Regions from separate parts of the Homo sapiens genome. Here region 1 is linked to region 2. The links are chromatin contacts, found by Hi-C or POLR2A ChIA-PET in ENCODE. All regions are on one chromosome and are shown on one strand. Each heading gives the region's core, a stretch centred on a gene start or an enhancer-like site at or near the end of the contact. The rest is flanking DNA. Distances are from core to core; before and after follow the strand shown.

Evidence for each region. Hi-C counts contacts between places; a loop is a spot of excess contacts on that map. ChIA-PET counts read pairs that join two places held with the same protein, here RNA polymerase II (POLR2A).
Region 1: a loop to region 2 is called in a map of endothelial cell of hepatic sinusoid, with 5 times the contacts of the local background. The contact joins two enhancer-like sites. A Hi-C loop is called at or near these places in 1 of 168 maps with a recorded cell type or tissue (endothelial cell of hepatic sinusoid). POLR2A ChIA-PET finds 5 or more read pairs at or near these places in 2 of 52 experiments (H1 and PC-9).

The regions. Positions count from the first base shown.
Region 1 is chr6:18,019,168-18,025,016 of GRCh38, reverse strand. No RefSeq gene overlaps it. Among named protein-coding and RNA genes, the nearest start is that of KIF13A, 34 kb to the right of the region's middle. RefSeq lists an enhancer at 1,804-2,757. Within about 2 kb of position 2,021, at least 2 of the 41 ENCODE cell types and tissues checked have a DNase peak (open chromatin) inside an H3K27ac peak, as active enhancers do.
Region 2 is chr6:17,916,032-17,921,706 of GRCh38, reverse strand. The region is part of intron 2 of KIF13A (kinesin family member 13A); the gene reads left to right. Among named protein-coding and RNA genes, the nearest start is that of KIF13A, 69 kb to the left of the region's middle. Within about 2 kb of position 1,991, at least 2 of the 41 ENCODE cell types and tissues checked have a DNase peak (open chromatin) inside an H3K27ac peak, as active enhancers do.

The sequences.
Region 1 (5,849 bases), core at 772-3,271, 100 kb before region 2:
CTGTATGCCTGCCAAAAATGAGTGCTGAGAACCACAGACAATCTCAGGGTGTAAAGAAGCAAGGTATTGCTGAAGGCAGGGCTGTAAAAGGGCTCAAAATTGGCATAATCATTGAAAATCTATTTAAAAGGCAATGAGACCCTCCCCGGGTCCCCTTGCTCACCCCTGGAAGGTAGGCAAGTCGTCTTCTCCTCACTGTCCCCAGAAATTTATTCTCTAAAGAAATCTGGCCAGGGGCAGTGGCTCACACCTGTAATCCCAGAACTTTGGGAGGCTGAGGCAGGCAGATCACGAGGTCAGGAGATCGAGACCATCCTGGTTAATATGGTGAAACCCCGTCTCTACTAAAAATACAAAAAATTAGCTGGGCGTGGTGGCATGTGCCTGTAGTCCCAGCTACTTGGGAGGCTGAGACAGAATTGCTTGAACCCGGGAGGTAGAGGTTGCAGTAAGCTGAGATCACGCCACTGCACTCTAGCCTAGGCAACAGAGCGAGACTGTCTCAAAAAAAAAAAAAAAATCTGACCAGAACTTCTCTAGGTAAGAACATTGGTACATTCCAAGGGAGATACTGTTAAGTGAATATCTACACGCAGCATCGTGAGACCCTGCATAAATCTCTTTCCTTGTCTTTCTGCCAGAAAGTTGGCAGTCAGGCTCCTATTCTTTAGGAAGAAAATTGGAGAGATCTTCTCTATAGAAAATAATCCCAGAAAATAAAATTTCTACAAGCTGACATTTGTGTGTCATTCTGGTGTGAAAACCCTTGGCACATGATCACCCTGTTCTGAGGGCCACAGGTTGAAAAGCAGCACACACACACACCCCACCACTTCCAATCAGCCCTTCACCGCTCTACCTGCCATCAAGTGAAAATGATGTAGTCAAGACTGGCCTTGAGCGGTCATAAAAGCAGCTATAATTTGCATGACTTCCACACCACCTACTCCTGCTGCATGGCTGCCTTTCCTCAACCGATACCTATGGCCTCCAGCGTTCCTAATAGGTAATGGACTGGGGAAAAATAATTCAAGTATAGTTTTATTTTCTCTGGGTTATTTTGTTTGTTCCCTTCCCCACTCTCTTCTATGACCACTCCTGAGTGGTACCCAAAATGTTGCAGCTATTCAGCTGGTGCCAGCAAATCAGCATATTGTATAAAGGAATTTGCAAACCATACTTGAATTATTTTTCCTCAATCCTTAGGAGGCCGAGGAGGGCGGATCACTTGAAGTCAGGAGTTCAAAACCAGCCTGGCTACGTGGTGAAACCATCTCTACTGAAAACACAAAAATTAGCCAGGCTTGATGGGGTGCACCTGTAGTCCCAGCTATTCTGAGGGAAGAGGATCGCTTGAGCCCAGAAGGTGGAGGCTTCAGTGAACTGAGACTGCGCCACTGCACTTCAGACTGGCTAACAGCACGAGACCCTGTCTCAAAAAATAAAGCTGTTATTTTCCTTCCTTTTGCCTTTTGAATTCTGCTCACCATAAAATTAAGCCAAATACTTTTTTGAGGGGGCAGCAAAAACTTGTCAGATTTACGAAATTCATTAACAGCAGCATTCTCAAAGGAAAGGTTTGGAGGCCTGCCATACCTTAGGCTTGATCAAAGCAGATGAAAACCTCAGCCCAGTAATGTTCTTAAATTCATAGCTCAATTGGATTATACATAAAGGTGTCATTCTTCGGAAAGGCTATTTTTCAAACCCTCTAATGAAAAAGCTAGGGAATATTGCTATCAATTCATCCTTTCCTCTTCAAGCAAAGAGCATTCCTCTGCTTTAAACAGATGGGGCTCTGTGTGACAAACAGCAGTGTTCCAGGGAGCAGCGATGGCACTGACATCTTGTACCCAGTGTTTATAAGCTGGGTTGTCCCTCTGTTTTCATTTCCTTTGACTAGACTAGAGCAGTGTTTAAGATTCAGACAATGGAACGGCAGGGTGAGTCCCAGTCATCCTCACATTCCAGCCATTCTTTATGATAATGAGCAGGGTGAGCGCCTTCGAGGAAGGATTCCAGAGAAGGTAGGAGGAGCGGAGGAGGAAAGAACAGCAAAACCTTTCTAGCCCAGCAATGTCTTCGTGCTCACTGTATTACTAGCTCAGGCACTGAAGCTGCAGTTAATTGCTATTCCCAGGGGATTCAGCTGGTTTTTTTGTTTTGTTTTGTTTTTTTGTTTTTTTTCCCTCCATTTACAGAGGCAGCTATAACAAAGACCATGTGAGTGCATGCGCACACACACACCACTGTTCCTGTGTTCCCAACTGATTGCTGACCGGCTTTCGTGAAGCCCTCACCTTCCCCATCATTATCACAAAAAATACCAGTTATCACCGAATGAAAATCATCTGTCTCTTAAGGAACAGACAGGGTGTTTGCTGTTCTAATGACTTCACCTGCACTGTATGGAGCTTGGAATATGATTAATGTTGCATCAGTGTCCCCTTTGGCAAGCTCTTGCAGACAAGGGCAAACTGCCACAGCTGTCTTCCAAAGATGGTCTCTACTAGATGACAGTAAGTGGGAAAAAGCAAATTCATTTTAGAGCAAAGGGAAAAGTTTACACTTCTAAACCTGCAATTTGTTCCTATGATGTTGAAAACTCTTCGTAGGTATTGTGGGTGGATTCGAAACCAATCACATTTGCATATTTCTGCATGTAAACATCTTTGAGTGCGTTTTTCCTTTCTGCCTGACACCTTATACAAAAAAATGCCACTTAATAATGACTATTTTCCAGATCCTTATTAAATGTACATGATCTTCAAGCACTCAGTCCTCAACAAACGTTTATTAAACTCCTATCACTTGTCAGCCAGGTTCTGAATGCTGGGCTTGGGGGACTCTTGCCCTCACGGAGCTTCCAGTCTGGTTACTTACCACGCCCAATTAGTACGGGATCCAAATTGCATGAGGTCTGGAGTTTATACACTCGGGGTGCTCATTAAGAAACTTAAGTTTACTGTGCCAAGTATTACTTAGCGTACAGAATTTGCAAAAAGCTATAAAAAAGGCACATCTAAATGAAGGACCTGAGGCTTAAGCTTCAAATGTTTCACAGTAATTCCTTTGATAGCAACGTAGGTAAGATTTTATCTCAGTTCTACAATTAAACACTGGGGCTGGGTGTGGTACCTTACGCCTGTAATCCCAGCACGTTGGGAGATGGAGACAGGTGGATTACTTGAGACCAGGTGTTTGACACCAGCCTGGGCAACACGGCAAAACCTCATCTCTACAAAAAATACAAAAAAAGTTAGCCAGCCAGGGTGGTGCACACCTGTAGTCCCAGTTACTCAGGAGGCTGGGATGCTAGGCTTATGAGTTCAGTAGGCGAAGATTGCAGTGAGTCATAATTATGCTATTCTACTCCAGCCTAGGCAAGAATAAGGGCCTGTCTCAAAAAGAAAAACTGATGTTGCCAAACGTGTGGTAGCACACACTTGCAGTCTCAGCCATTCAGGAAACTGAGAAATGACAGTGCGCTAACAACCCTCAGCCCTCTCACTCACTCACGGGGCCTTCTAGGCCTCGGCACCCACCCTGGCCCTCCTTGAGTCGCTTTTCAGCTCGCTGCTGCACGGTGGGAGCTCTTCTGGAATAACTGAGGCCCAAGCCGACTCCCTCAGCTTGCAGGCACGTATGGAGAGGCGCAGGCAAGAATCAGGCCTGCAGCAGCCCTTGCAAACCAGCTCGAGTTCCGGGTGTGCAGGCCTGGGCTCTGCCACCCCGCACTCCCGGAGAGTTAACAAACACTGCTGGCCCTCAACAGAAAATTTACACTCACACCAGTAGCTACAAAGGACGCAGAGTTCCCCAACGGCCACAATCAGGTTTTTGGTCTGACTTACAAAAATGAAACTGCAGACCCTCACAGTGAGCATTACAGTTGTAGAAAGTAGTGTCTCTGAAGTTTTTTCTTTCTGGCGGGTTTACTATCTTGCTGGCTCAGGAGAGAAATTACAGACCTTAGCAGTGAATATTACAGCTCTCAAACCAACACATCAGCACTTACTTATTTCTCTTGGCGGATTCACACTTTTATCACTAACTAAAAACATTAAAGCTACAGATCTTCGTGGCATTACAATCCATAAAACCACAGCAAACAAAACTCAAACATCCAAAGCACTTAATCCTACACATACCAAGATACTAAACGTTTTCATTATTTACTACTACTAGTTCTAGCAGCCTGCTTTTATTCTCTTACCTGGCCCCACCCACATCCTGCTGATTGGTCCATTTTACAGAGCGCCAATTGGTCTGTTTTACAGAGAGCTGATTGGTCCGTTTTGACAGGGTGCTGATTGGTGTGTTTACAATTCCTGAGCTAGACACAAAAGTTTTCCACATCCCCACTAGATTAGCTAGATACAGAGTGTCCATTGGTGTATTTACAAACCCTGAGCTAGACACAGGGTGCTGATTGGTGTGTTTACAAACCTTGCGCTAGACACAGAATGCTGATTGGTGTATTTACAATCCCTTAGCTAGACATAAAGGTTTTTTCTAAGCCCCCACTAGACTCAGTGAGCCCAGCTAGTCTCACCTAGTGGATCTCTTATCAGGGCTGCAGGTGGAGCTGCCTGTCAACCCCGCGCCGGACGCCTACACTTCTCAGTGTTTGGGCGTTTGATGGGACTGGGCGCCGTGAAGCATAGGGGCGGCGCCCGTCGGAGAAGCTTAGGCCGCGCAGGAGCCCACCGCCAGGGGTGGACTATATGGCGGGCTGCAGGTCCCGAGCACTGTCCTGCGGCGAGGCAGCTAACGCTTGGCAAAAAATCGAGCGCAGCACTAGTGGGCCAGCACTGCTGGGGGACCCGGCGCACACTCCGCAGCTGTTGGTCCGGGTGCTAAGCCCCTCTGCCCGGGGCCGGCAGAGCCGGCCAGGCCGCTCCAACTGCGGGGCCTGCCAAACCCACGCGGAACTCTAGTTGGCCCGCAAGCGCCGCGCGCAGCCCTGGTTCCCGCCCATGCGTCCCCCTCTACACCTCCTTTGAAGCCAAGGGAGCCGGCTCCCGCCTCGGCCAGCCCAGAGAAGGGCTTCTCCAGCGCTACCAGAATGGCGCTGAGGCAGAGGAGGCACGGAGAGCAAGGGCTGAGAAAGCTGCCAGCACGCTGTCACCGCTCAGCAGTGCCGGCCCGCCGGCGCTGCCTCGAATTTTGGCCGGGCCTCAACCGCCTCCCTGCGGGGCAGGGCTCGGGACCTGCAGCCTGCCATGTCCGAGCCTCCCCCCCGCCGCCGTGGGCTCCTGCGCCTTCGATCCTCCCCGACAATCGCCGCCCTCTGCTCCATAGCGCCCGGTCCTATCGACCGCCCAAGGGCTGAGGAGTGTGGGCACACTGCGCGGGACTGCCGGGCAGCTGCACCTGCGGCCCCGGTGCGGGATCCAGTAGTTGAAGCCAGCTGGGGTCCTGAGGCTGGTGGGGAGTTGGAGAATCTTTGTCTAGCTAAGGGATTGTAAATACACTAATTAGCATTCTGTATCTAGCTCAATGTTTGTAAACACACCAATCAGCACTCTGTATCTAGCTCAAGGTTTGTAAACACACCAATCGGCACCCTGTGTCTAGCTCAAGGTTTGTAAATGCACCAATCAGTGCTCTGTGGGGACTTGGAGAATTTTTGTGTCTAGCTCAGAGATTGTAAACACACTAATCAGCACCCTGTCAAAACGGGCTAATCAGCGCTCTGTAAAACAGACCAATCAGCTCTCTATAAAGTGGACCAATCAGCAGAATGTGGGTGGGGCCAGATAAGAGAATAAAAGCAGGCTGCCCAAACTAGCTGTGGTAACTTGTCGAGGTTTGTTCTCCCTTGTGGGTGTTTTTTAAATTTTTTT
Region 2 (5,675 bases), core at 742-3,241:
CAAGGGCATTCTCCTCCCTTCCTCTCTCCCCACCTTGATTCTCATCAGTTATTGGCAGATGTTCTGTTCTATTGTGTCCTCACTGAGGGAGTCAGTGAAGGGGCACACCCATTGTCTCATTTTAAAATACCCCAATGGAAATGATCAAAGTGCGAATAAAAAGCTCAGCTGTTTGCATTTATTTTCAAATGTAGAAAAACTTTCTGGAAAGATTGTACTAAGGGGTTACTGGCATCATTGTTATGGTCCTCTGACATTTTTAAAAGTAGGTCTCTGAGTATGTTTTTCCTCCTTCATAAAGTGAAGACTGTGAGTCTATTTTTCTGTATTAGCTGGTTATTGTTACTTGAGATTTGTCAGCTTTCCTTGAAGTGTGTTCCCTTGAACTGGATGCTAATGTTTGCCATGCAGGGAAGAATGTCTCTGCAGTAAAATAAAGTTAAATCAGTTTATTTACTGCACAACTTCTCAGTGCACTTGATATGCTACCATGCTTTGGGAATTTTTAAGTTGGGGGCTTATAGAGGCAGGCATTAAAAAACATGTTTGATTATGGGACCCCCTACTCTGAACTACACTAACATTAGTGTGTCTTGCTGCAGTAATCCTTCTCTGAATATCTTTGGGAAAGGTGTCATTTATGTATTTTTCATTGTTTCCATTGGTTCCATTTGCCTAGTAGGCCTCAGGATTGCAGTGGAATTTTTCCAGTACCTTAAGATAGCATTTATCTTGGAGGATATGACCCTTTAAGGGCAAACTTATTTGCAGTTCACTTTCAATTTACAATGTTTATTCTAAGCAATGCATATTACTTTTTTTTTTTTTTTTTTGAGACATAGTCCTGCCCTATCACCCAGGCTGGAGTGCAGTGGTGCAATCTCGGCTCACTGAAGCCTCTTCCTCCCTGGTTCCAGAGATTCTCCTGCCTCAGCCTCCTGGGTAGCTGGGATTACAGGTGCACGCCCCCAGGCCCAGCTAATTTTTGTATTTTTAGTAGAGACAGGGTTTCACCATGATGGCCAGGCTGGTCTCGAACTCCGGACCTCAGGTAATCCACCCACCTCGGCCTCCCAAAGTGCTGGGATTACAGGCGTGAGCCACCGCACCCAGCCGCATATTACTTTTACATGAAAGTAGAGTGAATAGGTAGTTTTGTAAATTGATGAAAAGAATAAGGTCTCAGCTTTGAAAGGATATTCATTGTCCTTGGAATGGTATTCCAGAAAAGTAGGAAGCTAACCAAAAGGCCCAGACCAAAATTTTCTTTTTAATGTCTCAAGCAGAGAAAGATTTTGTGTATAGAAACACTAATGAAAATGATTGTTCTCCTTGATGATTGTAAAAGAAAAAAGTGTTCTTCCTATCCTCTCTCCTTCCCACCTTTCATTTTTGGTAAGTGGGGGAGAAGTGAAGGTGAAGATGCTAGGAATGCTAATTTACCTTGTATTTTTTTTTTAGACATGTTTCATGACAGGTTTGAGGCCTGCTGATTTGGGCATACCCAGTTGCACCTTTTCATTTCGTGCCTCATTGGAGTATGTTTTCTTCTGTTGGTCACTCCTGTTTTCTTGACCTGGACCATGTAATAGAGACTGGGACGAAAACTACATGTAATTACACCCTTTTGGTCAAAACACTAAAACAGAAACCAAGCAAGCTTAATCCTAAATCATTGAAATTGTCTAGAATCTTTATCTAAAATAAATCCTAATCCAACAAAAAATTTTCTTCTAACTCAACCTGCTGCTTATGTCTTCCCTTCCATGAGTATTTTAATAGAAGTTAATTTTTCAGATCACTGGAGCTTATTCCTTCAAACACTGGTCCTGCACTGTTTTGCTGTATTTCTTCACTGTCGTAGCAGAGCCAGAGGCTGCTGGATGTCATCATGAGCATCCATTATTTTCCACATGGTGAAAGGGGCTTGGGTTGCCCTCAGCTTTCACCTCTTGTCACAGTATTGGGCTGCCAGGAGACACCGTTCGGCTGCCACCCTGTCTCACAGCCCTGCTTGTTAGCTGTCGTATCTGCTGTGTGTGCTGGAAAACTAGATAATAGAACAGGTCAAATCAGGGTAGGTAAAGCAGCCACTGAGTGCATTAGGAGTGGAGACATGGCTGACCCCTTGGGGCTGTAGAACATCTATTTTTGATACTCACAGCTTTCTTACTCTGGATATATAGGAGGGTTGAAGTCTCTGAGAAAAGGAGTGATTACTATTCTCAGCACCATGTGAAACTTAGATGAGCCCTTTGGAAATTTATAATCTGCTAGTTTGTTTCCCTAAGTTGAATATGAATCCATGTTGGATCAGACATTAATATAACTTTTGAAATTCTCTCAATGGTCTTATTTTAGCAGCATTAAGTACATAGTACTTTACCTGTGCAAGACTGGCCATGTATTGGTAATTGTTGAAGAGGGATACTTTCTACTGTTTTGTGATGTGCTGTGATGTTTTGTGATGTTATGTGATGCTGTTCACATTCCATTCGTATGTGTTTGCAATTTTCACTATTAAAGCATTTGTAAAAACACAGCACTATATGTATGTTTACTTGGTCTTCAATCCAAAGAGTGGAGTTATTCAGGGAAACATCACCATTTTCTCAAATGTTACAAGTGATCCGTTGATGTGAGCCAAGGACTGCATCTGTCCATTCATTTAAGAGATACTTACTGAGTGACTATTTCGTGCCTGACAACCCTGTAGGCACTGGGAATGTATCAGAGAACAAGATAGACAAAGCCTCTCTTTCCGTGGATCTTATAACTGTCAGATCCAGGGGAGACCTGTGGATAATAAGCAAATAAATAATGAAATGGTTTAACATGGCGAAAGGTGCTGAGAAGGAAACAAAGCACAGTGATAGGAGACTGAGTGACAGGGCCAAGCAGGATGCAGGTGGGATGGAGGTGGTGCAGGCAGCCTCAACATTAATGTAGGGAGTACGGGGAACACTCCTCTGAGGAGCAAGCCCTGGAGAGGGCTTTCCAGGCAGAGGGAGCTTCTTGTGCAGATGCCTGGGGATGGGAGTGCTTTCAATTCCAAGTGATACTTCTCTTACCTGTAGGAAGGCAGCCCCAAGAAAACACAAGGTCCATTTAGATAACTCGACACACATACCTGCTGAGACCCAGAAGTGGGAATTAGCTTCCCCACTTGATACCTGCCACTTTAAGAGCTACTGAGTAATCCAGTAAATAAACCAGCAACACATTCCTGTGAAAAGGACTCCAAATTAGTAGTTAACAGACATAAAATAATCATTTTTCTGTAGTAGTAAAATAAATGTAACTGTTATTTATGTAAAAATAGGCTGCCGTTTAAGTACAACTTGTCATAAATGGCAGTGTGGGACATTTACATTCTTTTGGTCTACAGTTCTGAGACTATTTTTTATGCATGTATGTATTTATTCAGTAAACATTTATCCTCTGCTGCACGTCAAGCACTATGCCAGACCCGATAGGAGAGAACCCAGGGTGAGTGTGACCCGGCCTCTGCTTGGAACGAGATGGGTGTCTCTAGCCAGGCCAGGTGCTTACCATGTGCCTGGTGTGGGGTCCATGACACCAAGCAGGGCAGACCTAGGCATCCTGTTGGTGCAGCTCTGTAAAGGGGACAAGACAGACAACAAACCATGACTCCGAGAAAGTGCAACAGGTGCCACGAGGAAACAGAATTCCAGGACAGGAAGGTCAGGGAATGCCTCTCTGGACCAAGGGGGAGAAAGAACCAGCAGGGGAGGGTATTCCTGGCAGAGGGGGCAGTAGCTTGAAGCCTCCAAAGTGGAAGTGTTATGAATTCTTGGAGGGTGGAAAGGAAATGGGAGCTGGGAAAGGTGGGCAGCATTTACCATATCCTACAGACGACAATCTGGAACTTGGTATTTGTTTATCCCAAGTGCATTAAGGCATTGTTGCAGGATTTTAAGCCAGGTAAATGATAGGAAATTTATTTGAAAAAGATAATTCTGGTTGCAAAGTTAGCTACGTTGTTAAGGGGATATATTAAAGGCCCTGAACTAGGTTTTAATCCTAGTTTTGCCTTTTACTTAGTCTTGTGAGCAGTTTACTCATCTGAGAAATGGAGCTAATGAGTCCACCTCAATAGTGGTAAGGATTGATGAATAAGATAAGGTGTCAAGAACCATGTGTAAGGCCAGGTGCAGTGGCTCACGCCTGTGATCCCAACACTTGGGGAGGCTGAGTCAGGTGGATAACTTGAGGCCAGGGGTTTGAAACCAGCCTGGGCAACATAGCGAAACCCCGTCTCTACTAAAAATACAAAAGTTAGCTGGGCGTGGTGGCGGGCACCTGTAATCCCAGCTTCTCGGGAGGTTGAGGCACAAGAATCGCTTGAACCCAGGAGGCAGAGGTTGCAGTGAGCTGAGGTCGTGCCACTGTACTCCAGCCTGGGCAACAGAGCGAGACTCTGTCTCAAAAAAAAAAAAAAAAAAAAAAAGAATCGTGTAAAATGTAGAATATGCTCAATAATGTTAGTTCCCCCTCCGTTTTCCTCCTTCCCGTAGAGTAGAATATGTGAGTAAAGTGTTCTGGCATCATGGAAATGCAGCACAGTCTCTAGTGATCTTGGGGACAGCAACACCAAGCCCAGTGGCAGCTCCATGAAGGTTATGGGCACAGTGTCTAGTGGGGAATTTTTTTTTTTTTTTTGTAAAGTTGACCTGGTCCATTCAAGTATTGCAATAGTAATGGTGGCTTTATTTATAGCTTGTTGTATTGAGATTATGAGTTTCGAATATTTAACAGATTCTTCCCTTCTTCATGCCTTTTGGAAGAGAGAACTAAGTTGCTAATGCAGTACTACACTACTGTTACTTCACCAATAATACTCAGGGTTATATTAATAGGAGAATCTGCAAAGTTTAATGCCACTTGTTCATACCTGGGGCTCTCCTCTAAACTAAATAAATTTCTTAACCTGTCCATTCATTTGTATTTTCCTGTTGTTGTGAATCTCTAAATATCTTGCACAAATAATGAGTTTCCTATACAATTTGAGGAGACTGTGTTATTCTGAAGAATTCCATCATCATAATGGTGTTCATTGGGTCTATGTTGTGAGTTTGTCTAATGGAAAAAAGATTTGTTTCTTTTTAACTGCATAAATAGTAGATTCAAATAAAATGCTGTTAAGTGGAATGCAGGTAATAAAAACCGATTCAGACATGGCAGCTAGCCTGATGGGGTTTGTAGCATAACAGGAAGAGAAACTTGCAACCTTATTTTAGCCATCCTTAGATTGGTCTCAGGTTTGCCTCATAGTGAATTCTGCTCTGGGAAGGTAACAGGCGTTATAGGAAAGTCATATACACAGTGAGGTTTCACATGAGGGCAAGCTCCTTATTACCTACCCATTTATTTATTCTGTAATGTGGTTGGATGTAATTTAAAATGGGTCCTTGGATCCCCCCTTGACTGCTTTTAGGTTTATGTAGGTCTAGAATCAAAATCCTTGTATTCCTAGTTTGCTGTCCACAATGAAGATTTTTAATGTCATATTTCCTAACCTAGAGAATAATACTGCCATGAACGCTTGCCACTAGTGTGACTTTTGTCACAGACATGTCATTGGCAGAGACTCATTTGTAGCTCCCAGGTCTGTATTGGGAATCAGGATGAGAAACGCCATCCTGCCCAGTTAG